Regions from separate parts of the Homo sapiens genome. Here region 2 is linked to region 1. A link is an interaction called in ENCODE POLR2A ChIA-PET data of the cell type or tissue named here. Cell type or tissue: Caco-2. All regions are shown on one strand. Links, peaks and the distances in the headings refer to the core of each region. The heading gives the core; the rest is flanking DNA. Region 1 holds the start of LOC124904894 (a long non-coding RNA gene). Region 2 overlaps NDRG3 (NDRG family member 3).

Region 1 (4,391 bases), core at 198-4,197:
ACCCCTCCCAACCCAACAGCATTTGCAGTTTGCAAAATATACAGACCCAAGTCCTGAGGGGACTGAGGACATGATGCTGGGCCCAAGTCTCCTGCTCAGGGCTTCTCTCCAATGCCAGCCCTGCCACTCCTTCCTCACCCTCCTTGGAGCCTCCTCTGCTGCTTGTCTATCCCAACGGCCCTGCTCCCCTCCCTTCCTGCCCTTCACCAGCTTTCTGGACACCATGCCCTGAGGAAGGGACCTTTGGTTTTCTCTAAACATCTTTGAAGGGCTGAGGCAGTCAGGGCTGGCTGCCTTGTCACTCTTTATTTGGAAGCCACTCAAACCATTCCCAAGAAGAGGGACCTCAGCTGGCAATCTGGAAACCTGGCCCAGGTCTGGGCAGATGTCTTCACTTCTCCTACCTTCCCAGTCTTGTGATCCTGTGATGAGCACCAGGATGGCCCTGTGGTCCCTAGAGCACCCCTCATGCTGTAGGGTCCTGCAGCCCCATCCTTTCTCTACTGGGCCCTGGTATCCTGGCTCCTCTCTCAGCTCTGCCACTGATCTCTGTGCCTTAGTTTACTTCTCTGCACGGGGGACTCACCCCAAGACCATTTCCAGCAGCTTCCCAGGTGATGTGGTGCCCCAAGGCTGGGCTTTGCCAGCTGTGGCCCAGCTCCTTAGTGCTGCCCAGGAGACACCAGGCTGCTCAGAATGAGGTGACTGCGGGCACCATTCTCAGCCAGTGGTTCTTGTATTGCATTCCAGCAGCAGGAATATCACCTGGGAACTTGATAGAAGTGCAGATTAGCAGCCCCACCCAAGACCCACTGAATTAGAGCTTGTGGAGTGGGGCCCTACAAGCTGGGGTTTTAAGGAGCCCTCCAAATGATTCTGACGCATAAGAATATGCCAACTGCTGATCTGGGCTAGCCATTAGTAGAGCCTGGGGAGGGACTGGGACTGGCTAGGCCAAGAACAGGTGGAAAACACCAGCCTTATCTGGACTCCTGAGATTGGGAACCACCACCAACAAAAACCAACCCTATAGTCGCTCCTCTTGGAAGAGGAAGAGAAGTTGAAGGGCCTGGAGAAAGCACACATTGTTTGTTTCCCTGCTCCTGCTCACCTCTCTCACTTGTCTTGGTTTTACAAAAGGCTGTGTGGATGGTGCCAGCCAGGGAGGGGGTGGGAGTCCTGGGGAGGCAGGAGGCAGAAGACCCTGACTGTTTCTCCCTTGGGAACCTCACCATAGGCCAGATAGCGCCTCTTCAAACTGAAAGAAATCTTAACTCCACAAAGAAAGCATCCTAAATCCCCAGTTCCTCCTCCTCCCAACCCCAGGGATACCTTGTAGACAGTGCCAAAAAACAGCTCCAACCCCCAGCAGCTGGGAAGAGAGCCAGAAGCTGCCCTTCCTCCTCATCCTGGCCCCTCCCCAGCCCCCGCCAATACTGTGAACCCCCTTCCCACTCAGCCTGGTTTCCTGGTGAGGGTCCTGCAGTCATGGGCCCTGGGGGACCCCCAGGGCAAGGCCCATGGGAGGGAAGGGACCAAGGGCATCCTTGGGCCAACTGTCCACCTCTCTTGTCCACTATTCTCTCCTTTCCACTTCTGTCTTCAAAAGGCTCCTTCCTAGGATGGATCGGGTGCTAGGACAACTGCAGTCCAATCCACCAGCTCTCCCTGCCCCTGTGTCTTATTTCAGACATGAGAATAACTGTACAGTGTAAACTTATAAAGCGTTTTTAATGGTTGTAGATTGGAAATAAAGTATGTCATATGAACAGCTGCTGTGGACTTGGCCTCCTCTCTGATTTTTCTAATGAGGTGGGTGGGGGCCCCAGCGGATCTGAAACCTAACTTTTCCCCACTCCCAGCTGCCTGGGAAGTGGGGAGCCCAGGGAGGCCACAGCCAGCTGGCTGGTTTGGAGTCACTTGGGAGGGGCCACCAGGTGTTCTGGCTGCTGCCTGCTGATACTTCAGCGTCTCCCACACAGTGTGATATGACCACTGAGAAACAAATGCAGTCTTCAAAAAGAAGAAAAATAGAATTGAACTTTTCTACAAAAGACTTTAACAATTTTATGAAAAAAAAAAAGACACTTTTAGGTGTGTGTCAATTGTCTATTGAAGCGTAATTAATTATTCCGAAACATTTATTATACCCCACAGATGCTATGGGTCAGGAATTTGGGAGCTGGGCAGTTCTGATTCAAGGTCTCAGGAGGTTGCAGTCAGTTGTCAGTCAGGCTACAGTCATTTGAATGCCTGATGAGCTGGAAGACCCATTTGCAAAGTAGCTACTTATGCCTGGCAAGTCATTGCTAGCTGTTTGCAGGAGGCCTCAGTTCCTCACCATGTGGACCTCTGTAGGCTGTTTGCGTGCCTTCACAACATGGCGTCTGGCTTCCTCCACAGCATGTGATCTATGAGAGAGCAGGGAGGAAGTCACAATGTCTTTTATAGCTAAGCCTTGAAACTCACAGACTAGGCCAGGCGCGGTGGCTCATGCCTGTAATCCCAGCACTTTGGGAGGCCGAGGCGGGCAGATCACCTGAGGTCGGGAGTTGGAGATCAGCCTGACCAACATAGAGAAACCCCATCTCTACTAAAAATACACAGTTAGCTGGGTGTGGTGGTGCATGCATGTAATCCCAGCTACTCGGGAGGCTGAGGCAGGAGAATCGCTTGAACTCAGGAGGCAGAGGTTGCTGTGAACCAAGATCGCGCCATTGCACTCCAGCCTGGGCAACAAGAGCAAAACTCCGTCTCAAAAAAAAAAAAAAAAGCCACAGACTATAATGTCTATAATGTCTGCAATATCTAATTGGTTATATAGACTAGCATTCTTCAGCATGGGAGGGGACAACACGAGGGCATGAACACCAGGAACCAGGGGTCATTGGGGGCCATCTTAGAAGCTGGCTACATGATACTTCATAGATCTCTTCTATGAGGGGCTAATAACAGCCAGGCATGTGCTAGGTATTGAGGATACAATGGATGGGCCTGGAAGATATGAAATCAAATGTTAATGGCAGGGGGAGCCCAGGGTGCTCAGCCAGCCCAGAGGAAACAAGAAAGGCTTCACAGAGGAAAGGACATCTGAATGACACCTAAGATTGAGATGTTGACCAGATGAAGGCCATGGTGGTGTGTTGTAGGCACGGGACTGAGGGGAAGTGGTTCCAGGGAGAGGGAATACCATGTGTGAAAGCCTCGTAGAAAGAGAGCAGAGCAGAACTGGGGAACTGAAAGAAGAGGCTGGGTCAGATCACACAGTGCCTTTTTTCTTTTTCCTTTTCTTTTCTTTTTTCTTTTTTTTTTTTTTTTTTGAGATGAAATCTTGCTCTGTTGCCCAGACTGGAGTACAGTGGCATGTTCTTAGCTCACCGCAGCCCTGGCCTCCCAGGTTCAAGTGATTCTCCTGGCCTCCCAGGTTCAAGTGATTCTCCTGCTTCAGCCTCTCAAGTAACAGGGATTATAGGTGCATACCACCACACCTGGCTAATTTTTGTATTTTTAGTAGAGACAGGGTTTTGCTATGTTGGCCAGGCTGGTCTCAAACTCCTGACCTCAACTGATCCGCAGGCCTCAGCCTCCCAAACTGCTGGGATTAGAGGCGTGAGCCACCACACCCAGCCTAATGACACAGTGCCTTATAGGGGAAAAAAATGTGTGCCTCCTGTGGACAGGAGGGAGCCATGCAACAATTCAAAGCAGGGAAACGATGTAGAAGATGTATTGGGTCTGTATTCCATGAAATCATTTTCTCATTGTGCCCCAGGATGGCCAGCCCTAGCTGGGAAGGAACACTGAGTTCTCTTCCTGGCACGTTGACAGAGAGGAGTTTAAGAGGCAGGCAAGCATAAAAGGAACTGGGTACCTCTCAACCCCAGAAAGTGATATTCAGGGAGCCAAGGGCAAATCTCTGCTTTCAGAATGGCTGCTGCAGCCAGCAGGCTGGAACCACAGGGTGGAAATTTCAGGAAGGCAGATTTTTGTCTCCCACCAGAAAACTTTTCCAAGGACCACAACTGCTATGGAAGGATGACCACGGTCAGCTCCAGCTGCCTCTCTCCAACCCCTCTTTTGGACTGTGGGCTGCTTATAATTCAATATTTGGAAGTTTTTCTGTGAAAGAAAGGACTGTGCACATCCAAGGGGACATTTTGGTGGCGTCGTGCTGGGTGCTGAGGAAGCAGCCCGCTCTCTGGAGCCTCCTAGACCAGCATGGGATAGTGGAGCAGGAACAGATTGGGCTCCTGGGAGCACAGAAAGGACAGTTGGTTTTCAGCCTAAGGCCAGAGAGAATGCTTGGAGAGAAATCAATCATTCCTTAGCTGAGGCTTAAAATTCGAGGATGTGGCCGGGCGCAGTGGCTCATGCCTGTAATCCCAGCTCTT
Region 2 (4,391 bases), core at 96-4,095, 96 kb after region 1:
CTGCGCCCAGCTGAGATCCTTGTTTTATAAATAAGGAACTGAGGCTCAGAAAGTTAGGGGAAAGAAAAAAAACACTTGCCCAAATTCTCACATCTAATAAATATCAGAGCCAGGATTTCAACCCAGGTTGTATGCTTTCAATTATGCAATGCTGCCTGCAAATGAAGTTGACTCTGTCAGTTGTCGTTATGTCCCATTCACAGCCTGAAAAGCATCATTGGAATTGGAGTTGGAGCTGGAGCTTACATCCTCAGCAGATTTGCAGTAAGTATGTAGAGGATTAGCCTCAACATCCTTGAGGCAGTGCCTGGGTCACAGCTATTACTGCTGTGTTAAATGACCAGGCAGTATTCTGGGCCTTATGTCAGTTTTTCTGTAACTTCTGTCAGCTTTAGATACAGGTTGTATAAAGCCTAGCTTTGTACTTAACAATACCTGAAAAATCACAAATGGGGACAGTACATCATCAATAAAAAGCAAGTCCTAGATGCTGCTTATAATGGAATTTTGTGCGGCCATTAAAATTAAGTTTACGAAAAGCTTTATAATGATACATGGTTTGCATACATTATAATGTTAACCAAAAAGTTAGAATATAGATTGACATAAAGTTTGTCATAGCCATAGGAAAGGACTGGAAGAAAATGTACCAAAAAATATTAATGGATTGATATGTGGTAAGATAATGTGAAATTTTTATTTTCTGCTTTTTATAATTTCTCTGCTTATCAAATTTTCTATCGTGAATATAATCACTGTAGTCAGAGAAAAAAAGTAAGCCAGGGACCAGGCACGGTGGCTCACGCCTGTGATCCTAGCACTTTGGGAGGCCGACACGGGTGGATCACCTGAGGTCAGGAGTTCGAGACCAGCCTGGCCAACATGGTGAAACCCCGTCTCCACTAAAAATACAAAAATTAGCTGGGCGTGGTGGTAGGTGCCTGTAATCCCAGCTACTCAGGAGGCTGAGGCAGGAGAATTGCATGAATCCTAGAGGCCGAGATTGTAGTGAGCCGAGATAGCATCACTGCACCAGCCTGGGCAACAAGAGCGAAACTCTGTCTCAAAAAGAAAATTAAATTAAATTAAATTAAATAAGCTAGAGAGCTAGAGCTCCTATTATAAATTTTTTTTTTTTTTTTTTTTGAGATGAAGTCTTGCTGTGTCGCCCAGGCTGGAGTGCAGTGGTGCAATCTCGGCTCACTGCAACCTCCGCCTCCTGGGTTTAAGTGATTCTCCTGCCTCAGCCTCCTGAGTAGCTGGGATTACAGGCGCCCACTACCACACCCAGCTAATTTTTGCATTTTTAGTAGACATGGGGTTTCGCCATGTTGGTCAGGCTGGTCTCTAACTCCTGACCTCGTGATCCACCCTCCTCAGCCTCCCAAAGTGCGGAGATTACAGGCGTGAGCCACCGTGCCCGGCCAGACATTATTATCATTATTTTTTTTTAATACGTCCTCAGTGATAGGAGAGTCTTCTGAGGATGATACAGACTGTTCAGATGGTTTCAGAAAAAAAAACTTCAGAAGCCTCTGTTGAGAACAAAGATATATGAGCATGGAGCAGCTGCTTGTGCCAAGCGCACTTTCCCAATGAGGAAGATCCACCATGAATTGAACAACTGCATATAGATCTTTGCAAGACAAGATAATTTGATAGTAAAATAAGTAATTTGATAGCAAAACCAGAAACTGGTTTCCATATGCTAAGTCAGATTTCAAGAGCTATTTTTCCACATGTTCTCCCTCTTTGTAGTCTTACTTTCAAATGTGAGGCATTAAGGCATGTAAGTAAGAATTGATCAACCATGTTCCAACTGTTTAGAAGAACTGTGGGAGTGTAGCTTTCATACTATTGTCTTTGCCTCATCTTTCAGCTCAACCATCCAGAGCTTGTGGAAGGCCTTGTGCTCATTAATGTTGACCCTTGCGCTAAAGGCTGGATTGACTGGGCAGCTTCCAAAGTAAGTACCACATGAAGGTGTCCATCGGCTTATCTTGGCCCATCTCAAAACAGCTTACCAGTTTTTCATTGAGGTATATATACAGTTAAGGGTAAAAATGTTAAGTATATAGCTTGAAGAATGTTTACATATAAAATCACCATCCAATCAAGATATAGAATATTCCCAGCTCACTAGGGGATTCCGTTGTATCTTTTCCTAATTGATACTTCCTCTCCTTCCCAGAAATTACCTGTTCTGACTGTTGTTACCAGAGATAAGTTTTATCTGTTTTTAAACAGTTTTATCTGTTAAATTGGAATCATAGAAACTGTATTTTTTTTTTTTTTTTGAGATGGAGTCTCACTCTGTTGCCCAGGCTGGAGTGCAGTGGCATGATCTTGGCTCACTGCAACCTCCACCTCCCGGTTCAAGCAATTCTCTGCCTCAGCCTCCCGAGTGGCTGGGATTACAGGTGCCCACCACCATGCCCGGCTAATTTTTTTGTATTTTTAGGAGAGACCAGGTTTCACCATCTTGACCAGGCTGGTCTTGAACTCCTGACCTTGTGATCCACCCGCCTCGGCCTCCCAAACTGCTGGGATTACAGGCGTGAGCCACCGCACCCAGCCTGTCTGGTTTCTTTTCTTTCATCACGGTGTCTGTGAAACTCATCCAAGTTGTATGTAGCAGTAGTTCTAAATTACAGTTTGGACTGGGCACGGTGGCTCATGCCTGTAATCCCAGCACTTTGGGAGGCAGAGGCGGGAAGATCACCTGAGGTCGGGAGTTTGAGACCAGCCTGACCAACATGGAGAAACCCCATCTCTACTAAAAATACAAAATTAGTCGGGTGTGGTGGTGCATGCCTGTAATCCCAGCTACTCGGGAGGCTGAGGCAGGAGAATCACTTGAACCTGGGAGGCAGAGGTTGCAGTGAGCTAAGATCGTGCCATTGCACTCCAGTCTGGGCAACAAGAGCAAAACTCCATCTGAAAAAAATAAAAATAAATAAATAAATAAATTACAATTTGGCCAGGCGCGGTGGCTCACGCCTGTAATTCCAGCACTTTGGGAGGTCAAGGTGGGCAGATCACCTGAGGTCAGGAGTTCAAGACCAGCCTGGCCAACATGGCGAAACTCCGTCTCTACTAAAAATACAAAAATTAGCCGGGCGTGGTGGTGGGTGCCTGTAATCCCAGCTACTCGGGGGGCTGAGACAGGATAATCACTTGAACCTGGGAGGTGGAGATTCCAGTGAGCTGAGATCACACCATTGCGCTCCAGCCTGGGTGACAAGAGTGAAACTCTGTCTCAAAAAAAAAAAAAAAATTGCAATTTAACAGGAGTTCTAAACGGTTCTTTAGTAACCTATTGTGTGAATACACAGAACGAGTTGTTTCTGTTATTTGGATCTTATGAGTAAAGCTGCTGTGCATATTCCTTATGTCTTTCAGTAGACATACACATTTATTTCTCTTGGGTTTATACCTAGGAGTGAAATTGCTATGTCATAGGGCATTTGTATGTTTAGCTTTAGTAGATATAATCAAACAGTTTTCCAAAGTATTTGACCAAGGCCAGGCATGGTAGCTCACGCCTGTAATGCCAATACTTTGGGAGGCCGAGGTGGGAGGATCACTTGAGGTCAGGAGTTCAAGACTAGCCAGGCCAACATGGCAAAACCCTGTCTCTACTAAAAATACGAAAATTAGCTGGGGTGTGGGGCATGATGGTACACATCTGTAATCCCAGCTACTCAGGAGGCTGAGGCAGGAGAATTGCTTGAACCCAGGAGGTGGAGGTTGCGGTGAGCCAAGATCGTGCCACTGCACGCCAGCCTGGGCAACAGAGTGAGACTCTCTCTCAAAGAAAACAAAAATAAAAATAAAGTAAATGAAAATGTCTTCAAAGTATTTAACCATTTACACAACAGCAGTGCGTGAAAGTTTCAGTTGCTCCACATCACCAACATTTGATATTATAAGTACTTTTAATTTTAGTAAAAGACAAGCAGTTTTATTTGTGATATTAGTTTGTTTTTATGTTTTCCATTACCAAAATAGCTTTAGTCATTAAAATAAGAATTTTTAATTACATCATCTTTTAAATGTTAAGCTATGCTTATAGATAGATAATCCTGTTGTTGTTTGTTTGAGACGGAGTCTCGCTCTTGTCGCCCAGGCTGGAGTGCAGTGGCATGATCTTGGCTCACTGCAACCTCTGCCTCCCAGGTTTAAGCAACTCTCAGCCTCAGCCTCCCGAGTAGCTGGGATCACAGGTGCCTGCCACCATGCCTGGCTCATTTTTGTATTTTCAGTAAAGACAGTGTTTCACCATCTTGGCCAGGCTGGTCTTGAACTCCTGACCTCGTGATCCACCCACCTCAGCCTCCCGAAGTGCTGGGATTACAGGTGTGAGCTACCGCACCCGGCCAATCCTGGGT

The links. ChIA-PET counts read pairs that join two places held together with the same protein. Peaks named below come from ENCODE experiments on the same cell type or tissue, not always from the same donor. Only the 100,000 strongest peaks of a DNase experiment are listed, where the experiment ranks them.
Region 2: POLR2A ChIA-PET joins it to region 1 with 5 read pairs; 3 of 35 experiments call an interaction of 5 or more read pairs at or near these places.

What each region holds. Positions count from the first base shown.
Region 1 is chr20:36,774,825-36,779,215 of GRCh38, reverse strand. It overlaps MTCL2 (microtubule crosslinking factor 2), which reads left to right. Exons shown (of 15, transcript NM_080627.4): 15 at 1-1,769. It overlaps LOC124904894 (a long non-coding RNA gene), which reads right to left and starts at 4,081. Exons shown (of 2, transcript XR_007067574.1): 1 at 3,998-4,081; 2 at 2,124-2,411. In Caco-2, for the core only: no CTCF peak of the experiment used is centred there; no DNase peak of the experiment used is centred there.
Region 2 is chr20:36,678,391-36,682,781 of GRCh38, reverse strand. NDRG3 (NDRG family member 3) reads left to right here. Exons shown (of 16, transcript NM_032013.4): 7 at 204-264; 8 at 1,880-1,966. Among named protein-coding and RNA genes, the nearest start is that of SLA2, 34 kb to the right of the region's middle. In Caco-2, for the core only: no CTCF peak of the experiment used is centred there; no DNase peak of the experiment used is centred there.